Regions from separate parts of the Homo sapiens genome. Here region 1 is linked to region 2. A link is an interaction called in ENCODE POLR2A ChIA-PET data of the cell type or tissue named here. Cell type or tissue: OCI-LY7. All regions are shown on one strand. Links, peaks and the distances in the headings refer to the core of each region. The heading gives the core; the rest is flanking DNA.

Region 1 (10,623 bases), core at 1,704-6,703, 660 kb after region 2:
CAGCCTGGGCGACAGAGCGAGACTCCGTCTCAAAAAAAAAAAAAAAAAAAAAAAAGAAGTGGTCAGATTACAGGTATATTCTGAAGGTAAAGACAACACGAATTCCTTACAGACAGATGTGAGATAAGGAAAAATGAGAAGTCAGGGATAACTCTCAAGAGTTTTGGCTGAATAGCTGGAAAGATGGAATTGCCATTGGACAAGATTGGGGGAAGAGCACAATGTAAGGGAAATATCAAGAATTTAGTTTAGGACATATCAAAGTTTACAAGCCTATTATATGCAAGCAAAGAAGGTAAGTAGGTTACTGGATTTATGAGCCTGAGGTCCAGACAAAAGCTTGAAGCTGGGAATAAGAAATTTAGAAGACATCAGTGTGTAAATGCACTTAAATCTCTGACTGGATGAGATCACCTAGAACAGGAGTCAACAACTTTTTTCTATGAAGGGTCATACAGTAAATATCTAAAGCTCTGTGGGCCATAAGGTCTCTGTTGCAACTACTCAATTTTGCTGTTGCAATCCCAAAGCAGCCACTGACAGTATGCAAATGAATGAGCATGGATTTGGCCTGACTCCTGCCCTAGAAAGTCTGTAGAGATTAAAAAAAAAGAAGCAGAAGAATCTAAAAACTACACTCTGGGATATCCCAAAATCTGAGATACAGGGAAATGAAGAGGCACTAGCAGAAAAAACTCATAAAGAATGGCATGTAAGGTAGAAGGAGAAACATAACAGGGGGCTTCTGAGGACAGGTAAAAAGAACACAGGTTCCTGCTTCTGAGACTGATGACAAAGACCCTACTGAACCTCCCCACACCTGCAAGAATGCAACTACAAAACTGAACACAATTTAAAAAGAAATCCCCTGAAAGTATCAGAAAGTAAACAGAAACTCTGGTGGGGAGGTCGTGCTCACTTGCAGAATGGAAACAGGGATCTATGCAAGTAACTTTCCGTCTCCTAGGCTTTTAGCTTTGAGCTAAGTGCTATCCATGCTGTGCATCCAGCAGTGGCCAGGGTACCCAGGGGGAAAGTTGTAGTCTTACTTTTGCTTATTCTTTTACCTTTACCTTACCTTATCTTACCTTATTTATTTTTTGAGACAGGGTCCCAGTCTGTTGCCCTTGGCTAGCAGTGCAATAGGGTGATCATGAATCACTGCAGCCTTGACTGTTCAAGCTCAGGCAATCCTCCACCTCAGTGTGCCACCATGCCTGGCTAATTTTTTGTTTTTTAATTTTTTGTAGAGACCAGGGTGTTATTATGTTGCCCAGGCTGGTCTCAAACTCCTAGATTCAAATGATCCTCCCACCTCAGCCTTCCAAAGTGCTGAGATTACAGGCATGAACCAATGCACCTGAGCTGAAACATTTTTAAAGTGATGAAAGACAGAAACTGGCTAGGAGTGGTGGCTCATATCTATAATCCCAGCACTTTGGTAGGCTGAGATGGGTGGATGGCTTGAGCCCAGGAGTTCAAGTCCAGCCTGGGCAATACGACAAAACCCCGTCTCTACAAAAAATACAAAAAACATTAGCTAGGCATGGTGGTGCGCACCTGTGGTCTCAGCTATTTGGGATGCTAAGGTGGGAAGATCACCTGAGCCCAGGGAGGTCGAGGCTGCAGTGAGCTATGATCATGTCCCTGCACTCCAGCCTGGGTGACAGAGTGAAACAAAAAAAAAAAAAAAAAAGAAGAAGAAGAAAGAAGACAGAAGAAGAAGAACAAAAGAAAAACTGTCCACCTAGAATTCTATATCGAATAAAGGAGAAATAGATATTTTTGGACAAAACCAAAAGACTTGACTTGCATTACAAGAAATATTAAAGGAAGTTCTTCAGGCTGAAGGGAAATGAAATCAGAGAGAAAGGTGGATTTTCAGAAAAGAAGGAGGAGGAAGTGAAACGGTAAATAACTTGGTAAATACAAAAAATAACCCTATTTTTTCCCTTTTGCCTTTTCCTCTTAATTTATTTATAATCCACATAATTGCTTGAAGAAAATGTTATAAGATTATCTTCTGGGGCTTAATATGTATCAAGATATAATATCTATAATAACAATTATTATCAAAAAACAGGGGAAAGGTAAGGAAAATATGGACCTAAAAGGTTGTAAGATTTCTGTATTTCAAGTGAAGCAGTGCATTATTACTTGTAAGTGGACTACAAAATTTCAGGATATATACTGTACTCCTATGGCAACCACTAAAAGTATAATGCAAAGAAGTACAGCTAAAAAGTAATCAGAAAAATAAAAATGGAATTCAAATAAAAATATTCCAATAATCAACATTAAAAATATTCAGATTATCAAATAATAAATGAAAAGGCAGGAAAAGAGGAGGAGAGGAAAAACGCAGAGTAGAGAAGCATAAAAACAAACAAAAAACTGAAAGGAATAAGAAAGCAAGAGGAGTCTGATCAATTTACAGTCATCCCTTGGTATCTGTGGGGGACTGGTTCCAGGACCCCCCAGCCCACACTCCCCATCCCATGGATACAAAATTCTACCGATGCTCAGGGCCCTTATATAAAATGATGTAATATTTGGATATAACCTATGCATATCCTCCTGTACACTTTAAATCATCACTAGATTATCTGTAATACCTAATTCAATGCAAATGCTATATAAGTAACTGTTACACTGTATTATTTTTTATTGTTTTTCCCCCTCAAATATTTTCAATCCAAGGTTGGCTGAATCCATGGATTAGAACTCATGGACAGGGAGGGCTGACAGTATTTTAAACAGCCTGGTGGGAGGCTAGACTGAAGGAAAGCATCACAGACTGAAGACAGAAAAGCTATTTGAAAGACTATTTTACAATATAGTCAATAAATCATAACAACTGGAATCAAAGTTGTGGGAATGAAAAAAGGTGGATTCAACAGATATTAAGGAAGCAGAAATAAGAGACTTACAGAGTAACTGGATTGTGGAAATGAAAAAGAAGGAGGAATCTAGAATGACCTACCTCTTCTCACTGTCCTCCAATTTATGGCTTGGGCAACTAGAAAGATAAACATGTCACTCACCAAAATAAGGAAAGCAAGAGGTTTATTTGGCTTGGAAAGGCCAGAGATTGAGTCTAGTGTAGACATTCTGAATTTGAGAATGTTTGTGGGGTATCCAAGTCCACCAGTTCATTTGGAATTTCAAAATGCAAGTCTAGAGCTCCAGGCTGAAAACATAAACCTGGAAATCATCACTTTAGGGATGTGGATGGCATTAACTGTTAAGAATGACAAAAGAACTCAAGAGAAGAATCGTGTGGAACATTAAAAGGAAGAGAAGGCCAGACGGGGCGGCTCACACCTACAATCCCAGCACTTTGGGAGGCCAGGAGGGAGAATGGCCTGAGCCCAGGAGTTTGAGACCAGCCTGGGCAACATAGGGAGACCCTGTCTGTACTTTTATTTTTAATTAGCCTGGCTTGGTGGCATGTGCCTGTGGTCCTACCTACTCAGGAGGCTGAGGTGGAAGGATTGCTTAACCCAGGGAGGTCACAGTTGCCGTGAGCCATGATCGTGCCACTGCACTCCCGCCTGGCTGACGCAGCAAGAACTCATCTCAAAACAACAACAACAAAAGGCAGAAGATACTGCAAAAAAGATTCTGGGGGTAAGGGGAGTAAATGGTTCATGATGCAGATACAGCAGAGAAAATTACAGCAATGGAACTATGTATTGTTCCGGGTTTGTGACTTTAAATAAAAAACCGATGTTCTGAAAATCAGAAAGACAATGATAAACCAATACTACTTTATGCCGTAAAGTAGGTAACAAGAATACTCATTTGCCAAAAGATATGCAAACATTGCAACTATTATCTATTCATTTTCTTCCCTACAAAGAATGACCCATTTTGGGGGAACATCATTTACTAACCATTAATTATAGTACTGAAAATTAACAGCCAACATACAAATCGGCAGAATAAGGCCCCAAACCAAAAGCTCCATGTTATCTCCCTGGACAAAAAATATACATGATACCTCACTCATGCTTTAAATTGAAATTGAATTTAAATTCAAATTAGACAACCAAAATAATTATACAAAATGCTTTGGGACATAATTATGTCCTTTAGGAATAAAAACAATCTCTTTTGTTCTAAGGTTGAGGCTATTTAAGGTCCTTCACAATAGGTTCCAATCAACTTTTCGGGCTTCACTTCTTTTAACTTTACTCTTCTAGATATCCTCTATTACTGAATCTACTACTTACCATTTCTGGAACATGAAATGTACTTTGATATCTATGAACATTTGCTGAAATTGTTCACAATGCTCGAAATATTCTTCCAACTTCAATATCTAGTAAGATCCTGCCCATAACTTAAGGCTCAGCTCAAATGATCTCTCTTCTATAAAACTTATTCCAAAGCCTCAGAGATACCACACACTATAATGAGAAGACTAAGGGCTTTGGACTTGGGTTAAAATCCCAGCTGTACAATATAACAGCTGCTTTCTGATCTTCATTACTTAATCTTGTTTTTCTCATCTATAATATTAAGAAACATATCGGATAATACTTGAGGAAATTAAGTAAAGATTTATTCAAAGCACTTATGAAGGGTAGCCGGCACACAGAAGGCATTCATTGAATAAAGAACAATGTCTCCAGAGTGGGTGTGCTAGTAAATGTTTAACAACCAGTTTTCCAAACTGAAAAAAAAAAAAAAAAAAAAAAGGCTTAACCTTAGCATGTGGCTGTTGTCGATTTCCATGTTGCCAATACTTCTACAGTGGCCAATTTCAAGCTTCGAACGTGACCTCACTGAATCCAGAGGCAGGAAAAAGAGACATGCAATAGCACACCATCATACAGTAGAAAGAGATACGCTGCAGCACAACATCATATAGTAGAGATAAGCACAGCACACTATCATACAGTAGAAAGAGATACGCAGCAGCACACTATCATATAGTAGGAAGAGATGTGGAATAGCACACCATCTTTTTTTTTAGACAGAGTCTCGCTCTGTAGCCCAGGCTGGAGTGCGGTGGCGTGATGTTGGCTCACTGCAAGCTCCGCCTCCCAGGTTCATGCCATTCTCCTGCCTCAGCCTCCCAAGTAGCTGGGACTACAGGCACCCGCCACCACGCCCAGCTAATATTTTTTTTTTTTGTATTTTTAGTAGAGATGGGGTTTCACCATGTTAGCCAGGATGGTCTCGATCTCCTGACCTCATGATCCACCCGCCTCAGCCTCCCGAAATACTGCCATTACAGGCGTGAGCCACCATGCCTGGCCAGCACACCATCGTATAGTAGAAAGAGATATACACCAGCACAACATCATATTGTATTTCTACCACGGAAACACCACAGACACAACTTTAAGAGCACAGATAACAGTAAAAGACAGTAACATATTTAGGAACTACTAAGTTTGAGGAGGTATTACTTTTATTTTTAATATATGTATTTAATAATAACTTTACATAATTTTTAAAATAATGGCTGTGTTTAACAGTTGGCTTACAAATTCTTGAAAATTTACCAATCAGCTTTTGCAGGCAGTACAAGCCAGCTTTAGCCACCACTGAATTATTTCCAAGTTAGAAAAGTATTAGGCACACACTCTGTACAGCTGAATCTTTGGAAACAATCTTTAAAAATCCAATATATATGGATGTCACATTCCAATTATGATGTTACTTTTTTGGAGATGATCTAAAGGCATCGTCATGTACCAAACCTGCATACCAACAGAAGGTGAGATTCACTATTATATTCATAAACAAAAAACTGAACATTTTATTCATTTTTTTATTTTACAAAGCAACAATCAAATCATGTGCCTTTTTTAGTGTTGTTCCTTGTTAAGTTCAAGTACATTCTAAATCCACAATCATGTTAAAGGAGAAGATCAAAGCTGAGCAAATACTCTTACATGACCATGACTACTGCTCCAGTGCTAACAGAAAGAGTGCATTTGTAATAGGTGATTTTCTTGAGTTGTATGTAGAATGTACTTTAAAAGCAGAATTAGCATTGTAACATGAAGAGTAATGCAAAATTAAAAATATGAGCATAGAACTTACCTAGAGAGCTAGTATATTGTACAACCAAAAAAGTGAAGGCTGGGAACTAGCTTCTTGAATCCTGTCAATGGGTCAAAGTTGGGGATAAATTAACATGACACATATCTAATAAAGATTTTATAGTTGGTGCTTCATTCCTAAAGGGTACAGCAAGCCCCCTTGAGAAGCAATGGAATATTCCATTTGTACATGCCAACGATTATCAACCCTCTGCATCTCAGAACTACTAGGGGAGCTTTCTGCCTCTCCACGGAGATCATAATTTTAATCTTTTGAAATTAATCAAGAGTTGTTGCATGCATCAGTAGTTCATTCCTTTTGTATTGCTGAGGAATATTTCATTGTATGTATATATCAATTTCTTTAGTCATTAACCTAATGATGGACTTTTTTTAGTTTTGGGCTCTCGTAAGTAAAGCTGCTATGAATACACATCTACAAGTCAGGACCCATATGAATGGCCACTATGCATTTAAAGTAGTTTTAAAAGCTCACCAGGTGATTCTAATGTGCAGCCAAGTAGAACCAGTGCTATAAGCATGCCCTATATAAGAGAGGAAGGTTAATACAGCAAAATTAGCTATACAAATATCTTTTGTATTTACACAAAAACCCAAGAACACCTACTGTTATTTAAGGACCTGTGTTTACATGCTACAACACTTGCCACTTATTTTTTTTTTGAGACGGGTCTTCCTCTGTCGCCCAGGCTGGAATGCAGTGGTGCAATCTTTGCTCACTAAAATCTCCGCCTCCCAGGTTCAAGCCATTCTCCTGCCTCAGCCTCCTGAGGAGCTGGGATTACAGGCACATGCCACCATGTGGTGAAACACCACGGGGTTTCACCATATTGGTCAAGTTGGTCTTGAACTCCCATCCTCAGATGATCTGCATGCCTCGGCCTCCCAAAGTGCTGGGATTACAGGCAAAAGCCACCACGCCCGGCTCCACTTTGTAAAACACACAGAAAACCTTAGCATTGGGAAGGAGCTACAAAGTCATTCAGCTCAACTTGTCATGCAGATTAAAACCACCAGATACCATTATACACCCATTAGAAGGCGGAAACTAGAAAGACTGACAAAACCAAGTAGTAGCCAGTATGTAGAGCAACTAGACTCTTATACATTGCTGGTACAAGTAAAAGTTGGTAAAAATCACTTTGGAAAACTATTTGGCAGTACTATTTGAGTTAAACATACGACTATCCTATAACCCAGCAATTCCACTCCTAGGAAATATACCCAAGAAATATAAATACACATGTCCATTAAAAGGCAAGTACAAGAATATTCATAGCAGCTTTACCTATAATGGCCAAAACCTGGAAACAATCCAAATGTCTATCAAATAAACTGTGGTGGAGTCATACAATGAACTACCACACAGCAATAGAACACAACAAACTACTGCTACAAAAAAAAAAAAAAAAAAAAAAAAAAAAAAAAAATGGAGGCCAGGCGTGGTGGCTCACACCTGTAATCCCAGCACTTTGGGAGGCCAAGGTGGGAAGATCACCTGAGGTCGGGAGTTCAAGACCAGCCTGACCAACATGGAGAAACTCCGTCTCCACTAAAAATACAAAAATAGCCAGGCGTGGTGGCGCATGCCTGTAATCCCATTTACTTGGGAGGCTGAGGCAGGAGAATCACTTGAACCTGGGAGGCGGAGGCTGCAGTGAGCCAAGATCGTGCCACTGCACTCCGGCCTGGGCAACAACAGCGAAACTCTGTCTTAAAAAAAAAAATGGAAAAAACTTCACAGACATAATGTTCAGCAAATGAGACCAGAACCAAAGAGTACATATTACATGATCCAATTCAAAAAGAAAACCAGTAAGTGTTGATGATATAGGCAGAACAGTGGTTATCTTGGGGTGGAATAGTACGGAGTCATGACCGTGGGTAAGCAAAATTTCTTAGACACAAAAAGCAAAAACAAGAAAAGAAAAATACTGATAATCTGGACCTCATTAAAATTAAAAACCTCTTTTCAAAAGACACCATCAAAAAAAAAACAAAAAGGTGAACCACAGACTAGGAGAAAATCAGTTACAATATCTATATGTGACAAATGACTGACAGCAAAGACATATAAATAACTCTTGCAATTCAATAGCAAGAAAACACAAATGAAAAATGGCCAAAACGTAACAGAACACTTCACAAATGAAAGTACAGGAATGGCGAGTAAGTACATTAAAAGATGCTCAACATCATTAGTCATCAAGGAAATGCAAATTAAAACCACAATAAGATGCCACTACATAACCACTATAACGGCTCAAGTAAAGATGACTATAATACCAAATGTGAGTGAAGGGCAACTGGAACTTGCATACATGAATGTAGGAAATGCAAAAAGTACTTCACTTTGGACAACTGTTTAGCAATTTCTTGTAAAGGTAAATATATACTTGACTATATGACTTAGCCATTCTATACAAAAACATTCACCAAAAAGAAATTAAAATAAACGTCCTTACTTGTAGACATGTACTCCTAGCAGCTTTCCTTATAAGAACCCAAAACTAGAAAAAAAAAAAAAGTCCATCACTAGGTTAATGAATAAACAAATTGTGGTATATCCATACAATGAAATATTCCTCAGCAATACAAAAGGAATGAACTACTGATGCATGCAACAACTCTTGATTAATTTCGAAACATGGGTTTAACACCAAACTGGGCAACATAGCGAGATGCTCTCTAAAAATAATTTTTTTTATTAGCCTGCTGTGGTGGTACATGCCTGTTAGTCCTAGCTACTCAGCAGGTTGAGGTGGGAGGACTACTTGAGCCTGAGAGTTCAAGGTTACAGTGAGCTATGATTCTGCCACTGCATTCCAGCATGGGTGTCAGAGTGAGACCTGTCTCTAAAAAAAAAAAGAAAGAAAAAGAAAAAAAAACTTACGTTGAGCTAAAAAAAAAAAAGTCAGGCACAAAAAGAATACATACTATTATGATTCCAGTTGTACAGAATTCTAGAACATACAAAACTAATTTGTTATGACAGATCAGTGGTTGCCTGGGAGACAAGTAATGTAGGGAAGAACTGATTGCAAAGGGACACAAGAAACTAACTGTATGGTGATGGAAACATTCTGTATCTTGATTATGACTGTGGTTTTCCAAGTTTATATATGTGTCAAAACTCATTAGACTGCACATTTTAAATGAGTACACTTATATGTAAATTTTACCTCAATAAACTGTTGATTTTGAAAAAAAGGTAAAAATTACATTTTATCATCTCTAATGGCAGAGGACCTATTTTTCCTGCAGGCCCCCAATCCACCCAGAGAGCAACCATACCATACCAGTCTGGTGGCGGGAGGTGTGTGTGACCCTGATCACAGTGCCCACCTACAAAGAGGAACTATATCAGCTCCACAACCCAGCAGCAAAAGAAGTTTGTCATTTTCCAAAATGTGTCCTGCCCACAAAAAATAAATTACACTAATACTCTCTCACTAGAAAAATGACTGCATAGTTCTAAGTGTCATTTACAAACCTATTTTCCCTGTGTTTGATCCAGAGTCTGAAAATTAGAAGTACTGCCTCAAAGAGAATATCTAAAGAAAGGCAAATATCTGAAGAGTGGCAGAACATAAAATGCAATCACGAAGAAAAAAAATTCTTCTGTTCCTCATTTTAGATCTTTTAAAATAGCAATACAGGCATAACTGGTTTGCCAAGTAAGACTTTAGCCAAGTATGATGTATATTTCCTTATTTTTGGCTGCCCAGCCCCAGGCCCCAACCAAAGTTGGGGAAAGCCTCCACATTGTGAGGCTTGGGAAAGGGCAGAGCCCGCCTTGTATTACATAAAAGCTCAAAATACCAGACATTCAAGCAAATATCTGAAGCCAGATTGTTTGTGTTCAATTCATGGCTCCTCCACTAGCTGTGAACCTTAGGCAAATTCCTAAAGCTCTCTTCCTTCATCTGTAAGATGATAATGGTACCTACCTCATAGCATTGTTGTGGCACAAAATAAAAACATAAAGTATTTAGAAGAGCGCTTGACATATGAGTGCTATATTCAGTTACATTAATACTATTCTTTCCCAAGCTCTAGGGCACTGCCATCATGATCTAGGCTCTGCCAAATCAAAGCCCACTTGCCCCAGACTTAGAATCAGAAACTAGGGTTACGAAGAAAGATATCAAAGAACTCACTAGGGGGCAAAAATAATCAGCAAGATCAAATTTCCAGGTCAGAAGTGACCATAGTGGCAGCATCCAGTCACCAGAGCTACAGGTATTGGCAGTGCAAACTGCCAAATCCAGTGTTAAGCAATGATGCCGTCATTGGACCACTGCTCAACCATGATTTGGATCAATATTCCTAGATATGTGGGCCTGGATTCTGGTTTTCCAATGCTCCAGGCAATTCTATACACTACCTCATAGCCTCTTGGTAAATCCCTTTTCTAAGTAAATGAGCTGGAACTGGTTTCATTTGCTTACAACATAAGACCTTGACATCAGATTTACAATCAGGAAGTAGATAAATGGAATATGGTCTTCCAATATCTTTATGAATGCTTTTGAGTATCAGG
Region 2 (10,623 bases), core at 3,224-8,223:
CATGATCATTTCTTTACACATGAGGAACAGACCTCAACCCAAAAAAAGCCAAAAGAAACAAAGAGGTTTGCAAGTCAAGTTTTTAAAAAGTAGAGATAAAATAGCAAAATACTGGAATATTTAATATCAGGAAGATAAAACATATAAATTAAGGTTGATCAGACTGTGAACTATGATGTACTGAGTTTTAAAATGAATCCAGGCAGGGATAGGAGATTGGAGGTTGATGGCTAAAGGGTAAGGCACTTCTTTCGGGAAGACAAAATGTTCTTCTAAAATTTATTGTAGTAACAGTTATACAACTCTGAATATGCTGAAAACCAACTGTGCACTTTAAATGGGTGAATTATATGCTACGTGAACAACATCTCAATCAAGCTATTACCAAAAAATAAATAAAGCCAGTAGGTGATAAAAGAAAATGCAATAGAAAATAGAATACATTGCAGGCAACAAGAGTGAGTACTATTTTCTGAAACTTTAATTCATTTTTATAAATAAAAAAGCACATAGATTATACACATGTATATATTCATACATCCATGTATATGCTTGCAAGTACACAGGCATGATGTAAAATTTTTTTTTTATATAAGTCATCGTCAAAAAGGACACTGTTCTCCCTCATTCCCACATCTTTCATTCTGATAATCTGATGCTATGTGAAAAGACCAATAAGGACAAAATCTACGAATATCTTAAAGTTTGATTTTTGAAAAAACTGGCAAAAAGAAACTAGTGCTGAATAATAAGAATGAAGAGAACTGCATCTACAAAAGAAAACAAATACAAAGGCACGTGCAACACAGCTCTCTATGGGCTGCACACACCCACACCTGGGTCTGCAGCCCTGGCCTCCGAGCTCCAGAGTGGTATCAACTCTACCTGCCATCTCCCTGTAGACGTGTCATATCAAGTCTGAGATTCCCAGGAGGCAGCCGAACACAGTTCCTGATTCCCTCCCACTAAATCCTTTCCCAGCACAGTCATCACCATCTCTCCAGACATTTAAGCCAAAATCTAGATGCTCTCTCTCCATGATTTCTCTTTCCCTCACACTCCACAACAAATTCAACAAGTAAAGGATCTGTCCCGCCTCAAGAATGTATCTCAAAATGTTCCATTTCCCTCCATCCACTTTCAACCCCCTACCCTGATATCAACATTCCTCAATTTTTCTTGCTCCCACACACCCAAAAAGGATGTTTAAGTTGTGTCACATTTACAATTGTGGGCGTTTACCAGCTGTAAAAATGTAATCTCTGCCACACTGTACGTACTGGCATTTTTAATAAAACTCACAATCCCTTTTTAAAATAAATTCAATGGAATCTAAATACCACTGAAATGATATCTACCATTATCCATTTTTTTAAATACAAAAATAAACTTCATGGCTGGATATTTTATGTTGTTCCTTTTCCTCCATGAACTCATTTCTATTCCACGTCACCCAAGGAATTTTTGGTTTTGTTTTGTTTTTGTTTTTGTTTTTTTTGAGATGGAATCTGTCTCCCAGGCTGGAGTGCAGTGGTGCGATCTCAGCTCACTGCAAGCTCCGCCTCCCGGGTTCATGCCATTCTCCTGCCTCAGCCTCCCGAGTAGCTGGGACTACAGGCGCCCACCACCACACCTGGCTAATTTTTTGTGTATTTAGTAGAGAGGGGGTTTCACTGTGTTATCCAGGATGGTCTTGATCACCTGACCTCGTGATCCGCCTGCCTCAGCTTCCCAAAGTGCTGTGATTACAGGCGTCAGCCACTGCGCCTGGCCCTACCCAAGGAATTTTAACTGAATACATAGTTATGTTCAAAGCCTTCTGCTACAAGACTATAAATATAAATTGAAATTTCAGGTTTTTAAAACATTTTTCCTATGACCATAGGTCTAAATATTAATTTTTTTCCTTCTGAATTAAGTTATCAATTCAGGCCAGGCGTGGTGGCTCATGCCTGTAATACCAGCACTCTGAGAGGCTGAGGCCGGCGGATAACCTGAGGTTAGGAGTTCAAGACCAGCCTGGCCAACATGGTGAAACCTCATCTCTACTAAAAATACAAAAATTAGCCGGGCGTGATTGTGTGCACCTGCCATCCCAGCTACTCAGGAAGCTGAGGCAGGAGAATCACTTGAACCCAGGAGGGGGAGGTTGCAGTAGGCCGAGATCACACCACTGCACTCCAGCCTGGGCAACAGAGTGAGACACTGTTTCCAAAAACAAAAAAAGTTATCAATACAATTTGTATTAGTACAGTCGAATCCCTGAGAGATTGGTTCCAGGACGTCTCAAGAATATCAAATTCTGAAGATGCTCAAGTCCCTGATATAAAATGGTATATAGTATTTGCATATAACCTATGCACATCCTCCTGTATACTTTAAATCATCTCTAGGTTACTAATAATACCTAATACAATGTGAATGCTATGTAAATAGTTTTTATACTGTATTAAGGAATAATGACAAGAAAAAGTCTGTACATATTCAGTACAGATACTTTTTTTTTCTGTATTTTCGATCCACAGTTTGTTGAATCCACGAATGCAGAAGTCACAGATACAGAGGGCCGACTGCATACAATTGATCAAACCAACAAGTTTTACAAATTTTGATAGGTAATTAAACACAGAAAGTAAAATCTTATTGAAAATGCATCCTTTAATGAGATGAACAGAGCTATTTTCCCCCCAACTGGTTGATGTGAACATTACCCACTACTAGAATGAGACAGGTTTTTTATCAACTTAATCCTTTCCTTTTTAACTTTTTTAAATGTAAGTACTGAAAAAGCTTGTAAGTACTGAAACAGCTTTATTACAGCACTATCCGTATATTCTCTAAACTACCTCAGTGTTTCATCTAAAAATCACACAGTGAGCCATCATTAAAAGTAACTTGAATGATCTATCAGTTGTCAAATTCATTGGGTCCTCCTTCAATTTTACTAAAAGGAACGATCTGAAAACCACCAAAGTTACTAAAGAATTTGTCATCCAATCAGAGTGGATCACTTTTTCCTAACAAACACCAATATTTCAAATTGCCTCTTTGCCCAAGATGAAGCCAACAGCAGGATTGGGGCTGGGTGGAAGATACAGCTTTCTTTTGTAACGTGGAGAAAAGAGATTGTGAAAGCAGAGGTGGAAAATGGTAACTTACAACTCAGATCAGCTTTAGGAGATACCTACACCCTGGGGGTCTGGAAGCGTAGTCCTTGCAAGTTATCCTCCCACTTATACACCACTTAGAGTGTCTTCGTGTACCTCTAAGGGACCCAGTTTGACAAGTGACCAAGACTGCCCCATGGTATTCTCTTAAAAATGGAATTCACAGGACCGAGTGCGGTGGCTCATGTCTGTAATCCCAGCACTATGGGAGGCGAAGTCGGGCGGATCACTTGAGGTCAGGAGTTTGAGACCAGCCTGGCTAGCATGGAGAAACCCTGTCTCTACTAAAAATACAAAAATTAGCCAGGCATGTTGACACACGCCTGTAATCCCAGCTACTTGAGAGGCTGAGGCAGGAGAATTGCTTGAACCCAGGAGGCGGAGGTTGCAGTGAACCAGGATCATACCACTGTATTCCAGTCCCCTGGTTAAAATTCTTTAACAATTCACACCACACTTAAAAACAAAACTCAAATTCCTTACTGCGACTTCTAAAGGACTACATACCTTATCTCACCATCCTACAAACCACACTGGCCTTCTCCAAGTTCCTGGATTGCCGGCAGGGCTTCCAGCCTTAGGGCCTTTGCACCTCCATTCCCTCTGACCAAAGCACTGTTCCCGCTGCTGTGTGGCTGCTCCTGTTTCCTCCAGGCTTCAGCTGGAATGTCACCTCCCAAAAGGAGCCCATCCACCTCATTATTCTCTACTACAGGAAACTAATTCTTGATAGCTCTTGTCATAAGCATAATTATTTTACTTACAGTAAAGTCTTACTTGCCCACTACACGAAACAGAGGTCTTGTTTGTGTTTCATGTTCAGCACCCAGCACGGTGCCTGGCACTCAATAGATGTTTATAAACAAGAGGGAGGGCACAAGCACATCATGGAAAAAGTGAAATTGGTGAGTGGCGAAGGAGGGGCTATTTCTAACAGCTTTCTAAACAACCTTATTTTAAAACAAAATCGTATTAATGTATTAGAAGGTATAGATACGACAAATGCCAAAGAGAAAGGTGTATTACAGATACTACTAAATACATAAACATGGACATATACTGAGACTTCAGAGAGCACCCAAAGTGGGCAGGGACATTCAGCATGCAGGTTTCCACCCCCATTTTTTCCTTACCTCTGTTCTTGAGAAGGCTCCTCCAGACCCTCTTCAGAATCACCCTATTGAAAAAGAACATGTGTTAACCGTTGTTTCTGTTTGTTCGTTTGTTTTTGAGACAGAGTCTCGCTCTGTCACCCAGGCTGGAGTACAATGGCAGGGTCTCGGCTCACTGCAACCTCCGCCTCCTGGGTTCAAGCAATTCTCCTGCCTCAGCCTCCCAAGTAGCTGGGACTATAGGCACATGCCACCACACCTGGCTAATTTTTGTATTTTTAGTAGAAACAGGGTTTCACTGTGTTGGCCAGGCTGTTCTCAAACTCCTGACCTTGTGATCCACCCGCCTCGGCCTCCCAAAGTGCTGGGATTACAGGCGTGAGCCACTGTGCCCGGCCACCCCTGGGCAAATCTTATAGTCATCTTGCACTGCTCTCCTCCCTTCACCTCCTACCAGAAAGACCTACCCACTCACGGGAAACCCAGTTCCTACCTGTCCTTTCTTCCAACACAGCAGCCCACACCATCAGTAGCCCCGGCTGTATTAGAAGACAAACGCAGCTTTCTTCTCTGCCTGCAGACTGCTGCCTGCAACCATCCGGTGCACCATCGCACTCTGTGCAGCAAAGACCAGTCTCCTCATATCATTCACTCCTTATCACCCTTATCACACAGTAAGGACCCAGCACTCAATGTCATCACTTCAGTCCCTGCTCAAGAACCTACTATGGCTCCCTCCAACTGGTCAGATGCACACCAAGCTCTTCAACAGCATACAGCACTGTCCCACACAGGCCCTGACACACCCAGCCCTACCCCTACAACCACATTGCGGCAAGCACCTGGGCTCCAATTTAAAATGTCCGAGGGAAAATGCTGAACTTAACTGTCTACCAGGCGAGGCTCTGGGCTAGGCCCCAGGCACACACTTGCTGCTGCAGATCTCTAAGGCCTCCCTTGTCCCTAAGCCTTAGCTGACCTCTCCAAAGCAGGGTGCCTCTTCTCTCAGTTCCTATATTTCAGCACTTGACTGTGGTCCCAGGGTATTACCAGTCTGATCTTGCCAACCACAAAGGGCAGGGACAAAAGCATGTAATTCCCCCACTGCCTCTTGGGAAGTGCCTCAGGGCCTTTGCACTGGCTGTTCTCTCTCACCACTTTCAAAGATTGGCTCAAATATTGCCCTTTCAGAGTGGTACACTTTGACCTCTTAAAACCGCAACTCACATCACCACCCCACATTGCCACCACACAACATGTATGCCCTTCGAACAGACTAAATAAATTTATTCTCTGTCTTGTTTACTGTCTATCTCTCTGCTTCCATTTAGACTGCAAGCATCACAAGGGCAGGTGTTTTTTGTTTTTTTTTGTCTACTGTAATATCCCTGACACCTAAAGCACTGCTTGGCCTGCAGTATGTGCTCAATAAAACATCTGCAGAGCTGAGTACAAGCCAGCTGTTTCTTAACTACATGTGGATATGACTATTATGGGAACTTCACTAAGCAACTTTTTCTAAATCAAAATAGAACATGACATGCTTTCCCCTCAGACACAGAAACTTTACCACCATAATAGTGCTTTTCTGGTCAAACTGTACTGAAACTCACACAACATACGTAATGGCTAAAAACTTGGGCTCTATAGTTAAACACTTACTCTCCTAGGACTGTCACTTTCTTATTACCTTGAGCCAAGTAATTTCGCTGTTCTGTGCCTCAATTTCATCATCTGTAAACTTCATAGTGTTTAGTGTGTTAATGAGTTAATACTCATAAAGCATTTAAATGATGCCAGAAGTGCCCAACCCATGTTAGTTATTTTTTTTTAATGTTGATGGAAGTTGATTAAACCAAAAATAAATCTCTATGACAAAAAGATTACCAAATACTGGTCAATGATTCACTGGAGCAAGATGCTATTACATAACACAGTACCTGTGATAACAAAAACTCTGTGTATCATTTCCTGTTTCACTTTCTACCAATTTCCGTTATCTACACCCTCTGACTTAAGATGCGGGAAAATAAACTTGATATTTTTAAAGGCAGATTCTTTCTTATTCATCACTGTATCTCTGGAGACCTAACTGGGCCCGCCCCAAAGGTCCATCTTTGCTAAATGAACAAGTAACGGCAGTGGAGCACTGAGCCTGCCCAGCCCTGCCTAGCACCAACATGATTCTGTATCAGGTAACGGCTGCTCCTACTCAGCACCTGTCCCTGGTTCCCAAACCTGCTAACCAAGGGGCATCAGGAGTGAGCCTTCTCTTCTCAAAGAAGTCTGGATGGATTGAAAGAACAGATTCTAGACTGCCCTTCTTGCAGCTAGAACTGATTTTTAAAAATGTGATTGTCAAACAATACTAGGAAATAACCATTTAAGGCATTCCACCTGTTACCTGCAGACTTAGCCAACCTCATAAATAGGGGAACTCGGCAAGACACTGACAACTGCCTCTCCCGCACTAGGACGACTTCATGGGCAGTACTGAATGTCTACTGTATGCAGGACACTGTGGCCACAGCAGGGCACCAACCCTTAGCAGCCCAGCCCCTCAAAGGAGAACCCAGTTAAGGCAACAAGACATGCACAAGACAAAGGAGAAAAACGAAGACATGGGCCGGGCACGGTGACTCACACCTGTAATCTCAGCACTTTGGGAGGCTGAGGCAGGCAGATCACAAGGTCAGGAGTTCAAGATCAGCCTGACCAACATAGTGAAACCCAGTCTCTACTAAAAACACAAAAATTAGCCGGGCATGGTGGCGCATGCCTGTAATCCCAGCTACTCAGGAGGCTCAGGCAGGAGAAGCACTTGAACCCAGGAGGCGGAGGTTGCAGTGAGCCGAAATTACATCATTGCACTCCAGCCTAGGCGACAAGAGCAACACTCAGTCTCAAAAAAAAAAAAGAAAACAAACAAAAAAAACCGAAGGCACTACAAGAAACTCAAAGAGGGAGAAACGATGACAATGCCACTGCAGGGCAGGAGTCAGGAAGGACAGGCCCTGAATGACCAGCGGGGCTGTTGCATTCATTAATTCAACAGATACGTGTTGGACATGCTTGGCCAAGGGTGGGGCTGGAGTGGGCGTACCACAGGACTGACACGGAAGGCCCTGCAGGACAGAGCAGGTCAGGTGGACATCACCTATGCGTGGATCACATGGAATCGCAGTTTCTGACTTTGAAGGCAAAGTAAGAAGGTACACAAAGCCGTATCCTGCACACACCCAATTACTTCTTGAAAATAAGCTAATGAAACACCTGTTTGGTTTCCACACCATCACCACTTTGCATTCAGTGTGTTCAAGTACAGTCAGAGCAGAGGAAAATTTCTGTAAATGTAAGAATAAAATCATATATATTTTTCCTCCTTCCTCTCATGATCACCATGGATATACAGTTTGTATGTTCCTACACCAAATGATTTTATGACATGAGAGTATATAACAAAAAGATATGACTAGTACAACTTTACAATCATAGAGCACACAATAGTGCTGAGTTATCTGTACTATTCAGACCTTTCAAAACAAGAAAGCCGTTCATGCTCTCCAATGCCCAAGTCTACCAGTCAGCTCAGGGACCACTAAAATATTAGGTAAGCTACAGTAGGTGCTCACTAAGTTCCAGGCACTTAATCTTCTCAAAGTCTTCTGAAACCAGCACCATAATTCCCCAGACTTTGCAGATGAGAAAACAGGACAAACAGGTGAATTTATGGAGCTAAAAAGGGATAGGGCTGAGATTCAAACCCAGGAGACCTGGCCAGAGGTTCTGACAGTTTACAACAATTTAGTTGTCATATATGGTTTTACTAATAGTAAGTTAGTCTTGATCACTTAGAGACCTGTCATTAAAAAAAAAAAAAGACTTAATCAACAGGAGACATCTCCAAAATAAATAACTATACAAACAGTGTTGGCAAATATGTTACTGGTTTTTTTGTTTGTTTGTTTGTTTGTTTGTTTTTTGAGACAAAGTTTTGCTCTTGTTGCCCAGGCTGGAGTGCTTCAGCGCGATCTCAGCTCACTGTAACCTCCGCCTCCCAGGTTCAAGCAATTCTCCTGCCTCAGCCTCCCGAGCAGCTGGGATTACAGGCCTGCACCACCACGCCCGGCTAATTTTGCATTTTTAGTAGAGACAGAGTTTGTCCATGTTGGTCAGACTGGTCTCAAACTCCTGACCTCAGGTGATCCACCCCTCTCAGCCTTCCAAAGTGCTGGGATTACAGACGTGAGCCACCAGCCTGGCCAGTATTTTATTTAATGCCACATCCTCTAAAGTTCCTATTTCATCTACTACTGACAAATCTTAGCCTCTGAAGCCATCTTTCAGTCTTCCTGCATGAAAGAAACCCAATGTACTGGTTAATTAAGCAGAAAACCCTCAAATTTAAATTAACACCTATAAATATTCTCTTTTCAACAGACTCCGTTTGACACATATGAGGGAATTTTTGCTGAAAAAATTCAAAATACTTTGAAAATAATTCACTTAAAATAACTTTCTTCAAAACTCTCTGTAGCTTATGAGATATATATACACACACATACACACGTGTGTGTGTGTGTGTGTGTGTGTGTCTCCCTTACCCTTGGGCCCAGGTATAAGCAGGGCAAGATAGTTTCTAAAAGGTATACGTAGAGATATGGATGAAGTATTTAGAAAATTATTTTGAAAACCAGTTTCACTTTCATTATAGCTTTGATTAAAATAGCTTAGCTATAAATCCCTCTATACTGAATATCCCAGACAGCTTCTGAATTCTGACATCTATTATCAAAACAAATTGTATTATACAAATAAACCAGAAATTAAGAATTGTATAAAATAACTTTTGAGCCCATAAATCAAATAATCATTTAGGCCTTGACATTTCCATCTCTGAGCACACCTACTAAATCTTCAACTAACGCTCTAACAAATGAGAGTATATACTACTAGACTCAATCACCTATAATTTACTTTCCTTTTAGTCTGGGTTGGCTTCCAACACTAGCCAGTAAGAGATAGAAACTATAATTGAGCAAAAATGCAAATACATATACATAGATATACACCAGTGCTTCTCAACCAGGGCAGTTTTGCTCCCCAGGGACATCTAGCAATGTCTGGAAACATTTTTAGTTGTCAAAATCAGGAGGGGGTGGGGGAGAGGGGGAAGCAGCAGTGAGTGCCACTGGCATCTAGTGGGTAGAGGCAAGGGATGCTAACTGCTCAACATCTCACAGTGCACAGGACAGCCCCCACAACAAAGAACTCTGTAGCCCAAAATGTCACCAGTGCCACTGTTGAACAACTCTGATATACAAAAACATAATTTTTTTAAAATAAATACATCGCGTTAAATGTCGTTCTTGCAGTAGGAATACGACGGATTTCTATTTTGTTCTTTTTATATTTCTGTATCTTCCAAACCTTCAAAAACACATGTATATTATTTAAAATCGGGGAAAAAATCCATTTGGGAATAAATTTTTAGGAGAAGGAAAAACTATCTGCTCCTCATCCTGATGGGGCCCTTTCTCAAAAGACCTGTCTCATTCAGGCTGCTGGCCTTCAAGGAGGGTCCAGGAAAATTCTCCTCTAAAATCACCTCTCTGCCTTGAAGCTGTTATTCATTAGCCCTGATCAAAATGAATATTCTAAATATCTCAAAACCAGCACTCTGAATGTTTCACATAGGAGGGAGAAAACTGAAATGTAAAACTGGACAGCCTCTCCGGTAAAGTTATAGCTAGACATCCTGTTTTTCTAAACAGCCGCAAGACACAACACAGAATTAAGTGCTGCCACCACCGTGGGAAGTAATGAACATCTTAAAAAGTACTGCACACAAGCTAAATATTTCCTTATAATTCAAGCCACTCCCACCCAAAAAATGCATTTTGGATCACTACCGTTACTGGTGAAAGGCAGTCAACAACATTATATTTAAATGTGCACACTTCACAGTCAATGGGAATTTCTTGTAAAAGTTAAAAGCTTTGCAGTACTGTATCTGTTGCAGCAATAAACCCTCTATGATGCTACAGATTCCCAATAAAACGTCAGTAATTATTTTTCTACACGCAATCATCATATCATCATACAGAGAAAAAAACCAGAAATTCAAGTTCTTAAGTGGGTGTATTTTAACAGGAATTAAGGGCACTTGGAGAAAATCCAAGATGACAATCCTTGAGAGTCACATCTCCATCCCAAAGCTACTTAACGCTAATGGCAAATACCACTCTAACATTTATGAAATCAATACTCCTGTTGTCCTCAACCTCTTAGCCACTTGCCATCCACACAGCACCAGCTCACTTAGGGAACAGTGTGCACCCAGG

What was found. Peaks named below come from ENCODE experiments on the same cell type or tissue, not always from the same donor. Only the 100,000 strongest peaks of a DNase experiment are listed, where the experiment ranks them.
Region 1: POLR2A ChIA-PET joins it to region 2 with 5 read pairs; 2 of 35 experiments call an interaction of 5 or more read pairs at or near these places.

The regions. Positions count from the first base shown.
Region 1 is chr4:152,805,171-152,815,793 of GRCh38, reverse strand. The region is part of intron 1 of ARFIP1 (ARF interacting protein 1); the gene reads right to left. Among named protein-coding and RNA genes, the nearest start is that of ARFIP1, 31 kb to the right of the region's middle. RefSeq lists an enhancer at 6,623-7,304. In OCI-LY7, for the core only: no CTCF peak of the experiment used is centred there; no DNase peak of the experiment used is centred there.
Region 2 is chr4:153,467,566-153,478,188 of GRCh38, reverse strand. TMEM131L (transmembrane 131 like) reads right to left here. Exons shown (of 35, transcript NM_001131007.2): 3 at 4,301-4,344. Among named protein-coding and RNA genes, the nearest start is that of TMEM131L, 6.5 kb to the right of the region's middle. RefSeq lists enhancers at 2,088-2,227, 5,030-5,119, 7,886-8,386, 8,387-8,887, 10,139-10,198 and 2 more. In OCI-LY7, for the core only: no CTCF peak of the experiment used is centred there; DNase peaks (open chromatin) are centred at 4,887, 5,275 and 6,318; H3K4me3 peaks cover 4,425 bases; H3K27ac peaks cover 4,526 bases.